2 separate regions of the Homo sapiens genome follow, and region 1 is linked to region 2. The links are chromatin loops, found by intact Hi-C in ENCODE. Cell type or tissue: IMR-90. All regions are shown on one strand. Links, peaks and the distances in the headings refer to the core of each region. The heading gives the core; the rest is flanking DNA. Region 1 holds the start of LOC107985004 (a long non-coding RNA gene). Region 2 overlaps GAS7 (growth arrest specific 7).

Region 1 (5,377 bases), core at 247-5,246, 370 kb before region 2:
CCATAAGATAGGGAGTGCACAGAACAAGAACAAAAGCAAGAAAGCTTGGGTTCCTATCCTGGCACATCAATACTTTCCAGAGGGCCTCGGGCAAGTCAAGAAATGTCCCTGAGCCTCAACATGGGGCTAAAAGTCCTGGCATTACCTACCTACAGGATGCAGTTGTTAAAAGGTTCCTATGCGATGCACAAAAATGTTTCCTCAACTATGCAGCATTGCCCAAATTGAAGATGGCATTGTTGCTTCTGTTTTACTAACAATAATGAAAATAATAATGCTGTTGTTGTTGTTGTTGTTATTCAGGAGTAAAACCGAGCCTCCAAACCTGAACTTTCAGCTCTAGGGAGTTGGAGAGCAGTACCTACCCTGGCCTAACGCCCCCTTCAAAACAGAGCTTTGCTGCCACCTCCTGGCTGTGGAAAGGCATGCTTTTCATTACACAAATGACCTAGAGATGATGAAACTCATAAAATCTTGGATTCGCTCTTCAGAGTCAGAGGTGTCACTGGGAATCATGTTCATCTGGAACAGCCCACTGATTTTGCAAATGACAAAAATCCAGACTAGTGACATGATCTGGTAACCCCTCAAGATATAGCATCAGAATCAGATATCCCAGGTCTTTTGGCTCCCAGACCAGGGCTTCCTCAACTGAGTATCCACAGAAAAGGACCTTGCAGAATCTTGAGATAGGGGGCTAAGACTCACTGGACAGACAAAGAGTGGTCCCTAGTGATGGCCTTGGCAGTAAAGAGTACGACATGGCCAAGGGTCTCTCCCCAAACCTCATGCTCCTCATGCCAGGCTGGAAGAGAAGTGTTGGTCCCAGGGGAGAAGCAGTATATCTACACAAATAGCCTCCTGCCCTTCGCAGGAACAGGTGACCAGACCCTAAATGTTTCTGGGATGAAGGTGGCCCATAGCAATTCCAAAAGCAAGGTTCCCTGGCCCTTTTTCTAGCCCAACACAAAGGACAGGATGTGCACTCCATGGCAGGATACTCAAGGTGCCATTTGACCCGTGAGACCCTTTCCACCTTTCTCCAACGTGCTCAATGCCCCAAGAGGTTGACATCAATGGGATCCCTTGCCCTGGCCTTTGGGTGGGCCTAGCCAATGGGGAGCTGGGCTAGAAGAGCAGAGGGAAGGAGGAGATTGAGAGCAGTATTTATTCCGCATGTCTCTCCCTGTAGTCCAAAATCCCATTCCATGTCAGGTATCCCAGTCCCCCAACCCTTCTGTCTCCAGGTTCTGGTAACCGAGTCCCTCTTACCCCCAGCTTGTACCTCCTTGCAGGCCTAGGGAAGATAATGGAGCCCTGTTAATAGACCTGGAATTCTACTGTATCTCTGTGGTTTTTCTATACCTGCCCACACCTTTGTAGAGAGTCTGTTCCTCAAACACTCCTCATATTATGCTAATTTGGATGTTGACATGGTTTGGATTTGTGTCCCCGCCCAAATCTCATGTCAAATTGTAATCCCCAATGTTGGAGGAGGGACCTGATGGGAGGTGATTGGATTATGGGGGTGGATTTTCCCCCCTTGCTGTTCTTGTGATAGTGAGTTCTCATGAGATCTGGTTGTTTAAAAATGGGTAGCACCTCCCACTTCTCTCTTTTCCTCCTGCTTCAGCCATGTAAGACATTGCCTGCTTCCCCTTGCCTTCTGCCATGATTGTAAGTTTCCTGAGGCTTCCCCAGAACCTGTACAGCCTGCAGAAACATGAACCAACTAAACCTCTTTATAAATTACCTTGTCTCAGGTAGCTCTTTGTAACAGTGGGGGAACAGACTAATACAGATGTGCTATCTGTTTTCTGCAGGTTCAAATTGCCTGATACAGGACTCCTGCCCTACACATCTATTTTACTGCTTTATGGCCCCTTCTACAGAGCAGGACCAGCTGACCATGCAAAGTAAGAGTGCTATCTCACAGCTATTTGTGAATATCTTCAGGTCATAAATTCCATTCAGTAGACAGTAATGTATTCAGTTTCACTGCACACTTCAACTTGGTACTGACCTTTACCAAAATCAAGCTTTCAAGATTACTTTCAGGTCTGTTTTTTAATTCAAGCCAGAGCTTACACTCCTAACTCTTGAAGAAGCAATCATTTCTACCAGGGCACTAGATGAGATCAGTGGTGGCCTAGAACTAGCTCATTCCAGCTCGGAAGAGCCAATTATAAAATTTTCAGGAATTTTGTGAGCCAGTTGTTAAACAGAGATGCTATCAAAATTAAATTATGTAACTTACAATTAAATAAATTATATTAATAAGAAAGGTACTAAATAGTCAAAACTTACAACTTCTTAATTATTTACTACAATGTATCTATAATCTCTTGCAGTTACCTACAACTATTAAATCTGTGTGGTGAAAATACTATCTAATCATGTGCTCTTTGTACCTCTTTCCATCTCTGCATTCAGTGTTGTTATGTTGTTAGCTTGGGATTAGCCATGGCTGGAATATTTGCACCACAGAAATTGGCAAACACTACAGAACAGGTTTTTTTCCTTTCTTTGTTAAACATTTACCAGCACATTACTGAGTGGACCCAGTGAAATCCTAGTAAAAACACAACTGCAGCTCTGTATATAAAAAACTTGGAGGCCGGGCGCAGTGGCTCACACCTGTAATCCCAGCACTTTGGGAGGCCGAGGCAGGTGGATCACCTGAGGTCAGGAGTTCGAGACCAGCCTGGCCAACATGGTGAAACCACATCTCTACTAAAAATACAAAAGTTAGCCGGGTGTGGAGGCACACGCCTGTAGTCCCAGCTACTCAGGAGCCTAAGGCAGGAGAATCACTTGAACCTGGGAGGCGGAGATTGCAGTGAGTAGAGATTGCGCCATTGCACTCCAGCCTGGATGACAGAGTAAGACTCTGTTTCTAAATAAATAAATAAATAAAATTTTAAAAGATATTGGAATATGTAGGGCCACCCACTCTTCCTAACCACCACAAGTCCAACTAGGTAAGCTTATACAAGGTAGCAAATTGAGAAATCTTCTCAGGACTAGGGATTTACATACTGCACAGTGCAGGGAAGGGAGGGAAGGCAGAAAGACAAGCACAAACTCTGCTGACCAAGTCTCAACTTCACTGCTATACTCTATGATAAGAATTCCTTCAGCTGTAACAGAAAGTCAGCTACAAGTCTTTCCGGGGGAAAAAAAAGGAAAATGTATTGGTTCACCTAAATGAAAATTCCAAGGGTAGTCAATTTTCAGGCTGACTGGATCCATGGATTCATGGTGAGATCTGGGTTTTAAAATGATTTCTTAATTCTTTCTCTCTTTCCTTCTCTCAGTTCTGCTTTCCTCTAAATTAACTTTATTCCCAAGAAGGTGACCCCTTTAGGATGACAAAATGGCCAGGCCTCTAACCTATATCTTAAAATCTTAGGAGCCTAAAGATAGTTCCAGCAAAACCCTAGGGCTGATTCTCATTGGCTCTAATTGCCTAGCATGGTCATGTGCACCTGGTCAGAAGTTGGTAGGAGGATGTGGTACTTTCATGAATCATATCTGATTCATGAGCCCACCTCTGAAGCTTTGGGTGGAACCAGCCCCACCCAGACTGCATGAACTGAGAGTCAACAGGGGTGTTTCTTATCCCTCCCACTACTAGGTCAAGTTCCTATTCCCAGAAGAAACAGTGTGGAAAGAGACAAGGAATTCCATGATGAGGGCTCACTAGACTGCACTGAGTCTATTTCTCACTTTTAAATTTCAGCTGGTCATGCCTTCCCATTGGATTACTGTGTAGACAAAACCACACGATGGCTGCAAACGCCCTCCACCCCCGCCCAAAATAAGCTATCTAAGAATGCCAGTAGGCACTTCCCCCTTTTCTGTACTTATCCTCACTTGTCTTTTTCCCACGAAAGAGACAGCGCTGCTAAGATTCTAAGATGCAGGCCATATCTCTTTCTTCCCTTGCTGTTGAACCAGCTGGCACTCAGACCCAGCAGACACCTCTCGTCCTTCAACTCCTGCTAAGAGTCCAACTTCTCTTAATGAATATCATTCCCCACCCCCACCCCCATGACCCAAATTCCATGAGAGGCCTCTCACTGCTGACAGGAGGAGAAGGAGACCATTGCTCAGAGCCACTGCCCCCAGCCAGGAGTTTCTCGTCCCATGACTCAGGAAGCAGAGATCCGAGTGGCGCCAGACAAAACATCTGGACTTTAAAAATCTGGACATGGCTGGGATCCGGACCCAGGGCCGCCCACAGCAGGTTGGCGGCTCCTGCTGAAGCTAGCAGACAACTCATACTTTCAACCAGGAGCTGACAGAGGACCTATGATGTGCCAGGAGCTGTGTATTAAGTCTGTTTGCATGCTGCTGATAAAGACATACCCGAGAGTGGGCAATTTACAAAAGAAAGGGGCTTAATTGGACTTACAGTTCCACGTGGCTGAGGAAGCCTCACAATCATGGTGGAAGGCAAGGAGGAGCAAGTCCCATCTTACATGGACGGCAGCAGGCGAAGAGAGAAAGAAGACGCAAAAGCGGAAACCCCTGATAAAAGCGTCAGATCTCGTGAGACTTATTCACCACCACGAGAACAGTATGGGGGAAACCTGCCCCCGTGATCCAATTCTCTCCCACCGGGTCCCTCCCACAACACGTGGGAATTATGGGAGTACAATTCAAGATGAAATTTGGGTGAGGACACAGAGCCAAACTATATCAAGCTGTTCCAATCACAGAGAGCACCATAGTGAAATAAATAACAAGAATTTGAAGTGCCTTCCTCTGAAAGATATCCCAAATTCATCTCGTCCATCAACTGCCCCCCTCGACTGGTTCGATTCTGATCTGCCTCACTTGCTCTCTCCCTTCCCTAGGAAATGCTTCCTTTCTGAGCCCTTTGCTGATTGTAATCATTCTCTTCTCAGATTATCTTGGCATTGTCATTATCATCTTAATATCTTCTAGTAGACAAGGCAATCCTTACATGGCTACCAGAAAGGATAAAGGTTAACAACAACTTTGTTATAATAAAAAAAAACTGCAAATAACCTAAAATGCTTAGAAACAGATGACTGCCTGAATATACTAGTAATAATTATAATTAGAGCAGCTAAAGTTAATTGGGTGCTTATAAGGGGCTAGGTGCTATTTTAGGAGTTTTTGCATGCCTCAGCTTATTTAATTCTCACAAAAACTCTATGCTGTGGGTTCTTATTTTATCCTCATTTTACAGGTTGTGCTCAGAGATGTTAAGAATTTGCCCAGCGTCGCGCAGCTAGTAAGTGATGGGGCCTGAGTTTACAACCACCATGCTACTCTAGGATTACTTGGAGGGTTATGTACATGTTAAAGGGCAAAAGCACATCCAACGTTTGGCTGCCTTGAGATG
Region 2 (5,377 bases), core at 227-5,226:
GGCCTCCCAAAGTGCTGGGATTACAGGCATGAGCCACCGTGCCCAGCCCATTGATTATTAACTTGATTTAGCCATTCCACAATATATACATATTTCAAAACAGCATATTATAAACCATAAATAGTAAAAAATTCTAAAAATTTAAAAGCTGCAGAAGCTCAGAAAAAAAGTAGTTAACAGATGGGGAAATCAGAAGGCTCTAGTTGCTAACCACTTATCCTGTAGACGTGTGTGGGGGCCTCCTGAGCTAAGGTGACCTGCCTAAGCTGAGACCTGATAGGCAGCCACGTGTCAGGGGGTGTCTCTCACCTTCCTGCCAGGTCGCTACCCCAGACTCATCCTCACTTGCCTGGGGAAGTGGGGGTGCCCCTCCCATCCCTCCTCCCTGCACTGGCTTACAGCTGATGCCCTGGGTCCTGAGTGTGCGTCTCTACTCTCCCAACAGCTTCACAGCGAGGTGGAGAAGCCCCTGATGAACTTCCGTGAGAACTTCAAGAAAGACATGAAGAAGTGCGACCACCACATTGCCGACCTTCGCAAGCAGCTCGCCAGCCGCTATGCCTCGGTGGAGAAGGTGAGAGGCCCAGGACGCTGGGCCAGGGCAGGTGCATGGGGGACTGCCTGGAAGAAGGGGGACTGGGAAGCCAGCAGTGGCTCCATACGCCAAGGCTGAGTCTTTGTCCCCAGGTAGGGGAATAGGGGGATGTCCAAGCCTCGTGCCTACGCCAGAGCACCCCACCCATCCAAGGGCAGATAGGAGCTGCCTCCCTGTGGTGCTGGAATGACCACCCAGAGGGCCAGGGGTGCGAGGAGAGGCTGCAGCTGCAGTGGGCAGTCGAGTGGCTGTTGGCGACCAGTTAAACCCCGAGCCTAGCAGTGCTGCTGCTGGTTCACGTGGGGCCCCGTGTTTAAGCCTCACCTGGCTGAGTCGTCCTGACTCAGTCACCGCCTCCCTGCTCTCCTTCCTGCTCAGGGATGAGGCTGAGTCCTGGGTGGTCTCACCTCCAGGGAACTGATGTTCAGCCTTAGAGGGAAGAGAGTGTGCCCCAGGGACTGATTCCCAGTCCCCAGTGCCTTAGAGAGGAGAAGGGGGCTCAAACTGCTGGGACACCCTGGGCCCAGCCAACTGCCGCCACCCAAGGACCACAGAGATGCCAGTGGTGGCCTGGAGGAAAGGCAGTACAGTGAGGGGAACAAGAGGGCCGAGGCTTGTCCAGCTCCAGAACGGGAGGGCTGTTGCTACATCCTATTAAGTGCTGCAGGGAGGTGACACAGATGGCCTTTGTGGTCCCTTCCAAGCAGAGGGGCTGTGACTTTAGGACTGCCTAGGTCCCCAGTCTTTGTACAGGCTCCATCGGGAAAAAAACGTGGTTTGAGAGATTGAGGTAGGCTGAGTCCAGATGTCACTGGAAGAGGCAAGGACGAAAAGAGTTGGGTTGTAGCCTCTACCTAGCTGGGTGGTGCCACTCTGGCTGCTGGGCCTCTCTGGACCACTGTGGCATCATCCACACAAACAAGGGGCGAAAGGACTCCAAAGGGAAGCTGGGCTGCGTGGCCCAGGAGGCCCACTGGCTCCGAGCTGTATGAGCAGCTTCTCCGTGTCCTTGGACCCCAGGCCCGGAAAGCCCTCACAGAGCGGCAGAGAGACCTGGAGATGAAGACCCAGCAGCTGGAGATCAAGCTGAGCAACAAGACAGAGGAGGACATCAAGAAGGCGCGGAGAAAGTCCACACAGGCTGGTAAGTGCTGGGCACCCGCCTGGCCTGGTCAGTGCACACAGAAGGAGAGGGCACGGGGCTAGGAGATGAGGTGACTGGCGAGGGTGCATCTCTCCTTTGCAAGACTGCAGCGAGGAAATTACTTCCCTTGTTTGCCAGGAGGTACCCCCTCTTCCCTTCTCTCTGACCCACACCCAGAGATCTCAAAGAAAGAGACTTTGGGGGTCAGAGGAAGGACACAGGCCGGGCTAGTTCTGGGGCATGGTAGAGGCTGGACTCCTTACTCTCTCCCTGGTCGTGGCTTTTTTTGTTTTCCGCCCAAGCCCCAGATCTCTGACCAGGAGGTGGACAAACTCCTTCATGCACTGAGAGCTCAGGGCCCTGTCCCTGTTCAGAGCCCACAGAAGCACACAGCTCACCCAAGCTGCCCACTTCCCCAGGAAGCAATGCTCTCTCTGAAGGTTCACCTATGGGGATGGGCTCCTGCCCTGGGAACAGAGGCTGACACTTTGTTTAAAGAAATAACCAGATTTCAGTCTCTTGGGAATAGTCTCCCAATGAGTTGGTTTCTGCTTCCACCTAGTGGTCAAAGTTAGCTAATACACAAAGAGGAAGAGAAGGCCTGGTAGAACCAGTGAAAACCTCGGTAACTAGATCTAAGGGAAGCCACGTTTCACTGCACGAGAGGACACGCATGTTGCCTCTGGAATTAGAATGTGTGCCGTAGTATTAGAGTTTGGTCTGTAGGTCCCTTTCACCTCAATTTCTGGTGAACCTGTTACAATTCCTTCATTATAGAAGAAAGCAGCCACCTTACATTTCAAAATAAGGTAAGATAGAAATAAGTCAATAAAAAATAATGTAATAGAAGGATAACGTTTATTATACAAATCTTATAATGCACAATAATAAATTACAGGATCAAGAAGTAGAGGGCACAGTATATTTATTGGTAGAGAGAAGGGGGGGCACAGAAGGGGAAGAGATCTGTTTAAATTATTAAGTTATTAAAAAAATAACTTATAGGCCAGGTGCAGTGGCTAACACCTGTAATCCGGCAGTCTGAGAGGCTGAGGCAGGAGGATCAGTTGAGCCCAGGAGTTCGAGACCAGCCTGGGCAACATAGTACCTCATCTCTACAAAAAAATTTGAAAAAATTAGCTAGGCATGGTGGTGCATGCCTGTAGAATCAGCTACTCAGGAGGCTAAGGTGGAGGATGGCTTGAACCCAGGAGGTTAAGGCTGCGGTGAACTATGATCACACCATTGCATTCCAGCCTGGGTGACAGAGAGAGACTCTACCTCAAAAAACAATTATATTGCAAAAACAGTATTGGTACATGGCAAAATATTTTAATCAGCAGACAAGAATATAAAATGCTATTCACAGAAATAATCACCATCTCTTCCTAGTGTTTTGATTTTTAAATATTTAAATTTATATACATTTGATCATACAATCTATCTTCTGAACTTATTTAATATATCTTGGAAATACCTCTTTTTCATTTCTGTAAATCTTTTTGCCCATCCATTCATGCATATCAAACTTTTTAATGGCTGGCCAGTGTCCAGTTGTATGATTGTACCCAAATTTGTTTCATCATTCCCTTAACTGAGGTTTAGGACTCTTAGATTGTTTCAGAGTGCTTGCCAGCCAGTGAAGCTGTGTTATTGTACCTGCATCTTTGTGTGTGCCTAAGACCAGATCTGCATATAGAGAGAATATAGTTGCTGAGTCAAAGGGTATTATTCGTCTTGATGGATATTTCCAAATTGCTTTCCAGAGAGAGCACCTATCAACAGCATCTATGAATAATGCCTGTTCTCTAAATGCTTATCAACATTGTGTGTTATCAAGATTTGAAATTGGTAGTGAGTGGGGAAAAATGATATTTTGTTTTTAATTTGCTTTTCTCCATAACCCAGGTTGAGTATGTAAAATATACATATAAATCATTGTTGTACTTTCTGTGAACTGATTAACTCATATCCTTTCCCCACTGACCATAGATTCTTTATCTATCAGGGAGATGAATCGTTTTTCATTTTAATTGCAGATATTTTTCCTAGATTGTCATTTGTCTTTTAGTTTTGTTCTTTGTAATTTTTTTTTTTTGCTTGTTTGTCTATTTTTTCTTGCTGTTTTTCTGTACAGTGATATTTCCCATAAGAAGCCTAGATTTCGGAGCTGATTTAGATCTTTTTTTTTAATCACCTAGAGGGTTTTTTCTTACTTTTTTTTTTTGTTTCAGGTGTTTATTTTTGTTTTTGTTTTTAAAATAGTGAAGGCCGGCCGTGGTGGCTCACGCCTGTAATCCCAGCACTTTGGGAGGCCCAGGCGGGCAGATCACGAGGTCAGGAGTTCAAGACCAGCCTGGCCAACATAGTGAAACCTCGTCTCTACTAAAAATACAAAACTTAGCTGGGTGTGGTGGTGTGTGCCTGTAATCCAAGCTACTTGGGAGGCCAAAGCAGGAGAATCGCTTGAACCCAGAAGGCAGAGGTTGCAGTGAGCTGAGATCGCAGCACTGCACTCCAGCCTGGGCAAGAGAGTGAGACTCTGTCTCAAAAAACAAAACAAACAAACAAACAAAAAAAGACAGTGAAATATGTAACCCACCAGACATTTATTTTTCCTTACACTGGTGGTCTAACCATATTCCACAGGTTCTTATTTGTGGTGGTTTTATTTCTGCTATTTTCATTATGTTTTGCTATTTGGGTTTTCATTTGATCTTCGAACCAAGAATTGTTTCAAAGAAAATCTTTATATGTTTACAAGCAAGGGCTTTGTTGTTGTTTTCTAATCTTGCTATTTTTTTTTACATAGTTTTATTGCATTGTCATCAGATAATACGGTCTCTCATTCCTGTAGTTTGGAATTATTTTGTGACGAAAGTGACAGTCCTTAGACCTAACTCTGAAAAATACCGCCTCTTCTGAGCACTCGCTGTGGCCAGCCTCCATGCTTTAGAGCATTGTCTCTTTTGATCAGCACAGTCCCCCTGCAGGGAGGTATTTTTATACCCTTTACAAATGAGAAGACTGATGGCAGAGAAAATGAGAACCTTCCATGAGGTCCACAGTGGTGGAGCGGCGAAGCCACAATTCAGTCTCCTCTCATTCCAGAGACTCTGCTTGTCGCCATTTTGCTGGACAGCCTGTTGCTCAGGAAATGCCACCTGTTCTTTCCTTCTGTTCCTTTCCTCCCTCTTCCTCATCTTTTCCAAGGCTACTAGAAGGAAAGACATCAGATCCTCAGGGATCATCATCATCATCATCATCATCATCATCATCTTCATCACCACCATAGCCCATATTAATATTTGGCTCTCTACGCCCATCTCTATTCTAAGTGCTTTACATATTTTGACATATTTATTCCTCATAACAACTTGGTAAAGGTACAATCGTTATCTCCATTTTACAGATGAAGACACGGAGGCAAGCGCAGGATAACCGACTTGTCTACGATTACATAGCTAATAAGTAGTTGAGCTGGGATGACAACAAAGGCTTTTTTTTTTTTTTTTTTGAGATGGAGTCTTGCTCTGTCGCCCAGGCTGGAGTGCAGTGGTGCGATCTCTGCTCACTGCAAGCTCCGCCTCCCTGGTTCATGCCATTCTCCTGCCTCAGCCTCCCGAGTAGCTGGGACT

The links. Peaks named below come from ENCODE experiments on the same cell type or tissue, not always from the same donor. Only the 100,000 strongest peaks of a DNase experiment are listed, where the experiment ranks them.
Region 1: it touches region 2 in a loop (32-fold over the local background); 5 of 110 quality-filtered maps call a loop at or near these places.

What each region holds. Positions count from the first base shown.
Region 1 is chr17:10,290,954-10,296,330 of GRCh38, reverse strand. It overlaps LOC107985004 (a long non-coding RNA gene), which reads right to left and starts at 4,512. Exons shown (of 5, transcript XR_007065617.1): 1 at 4,418-4,512. RefSeq lists enhancers at 2,385-2,679, 3,014-4,213, 4,465-4,759. In IMR-90, for the core only: a CTCF peak has its summit at 421 (motif pointing left); no DNase peak of the experiment used is centred there.
Region 2 is chr17:9,921,838-9,927,214 of GRCh38, reverse strand. It overlaps GAS7 (growth arrest specific 7), which reads left to right. Exons shown (of 14, transcript NM_201433.2): 10 at 446-574; 11 at 1,616-1,739. Among named protein-coding and RNA genes, the nearest start is that of RCVRN, 19 kb to the right of the region's middle. RefSeq lists an enhancer at 1,232-2,158. In IMR-90, for the core only: a CTCF peak has its summit at 2,300 (motif pointing left); a DNase peak (open chromatin) is centred at 2,304.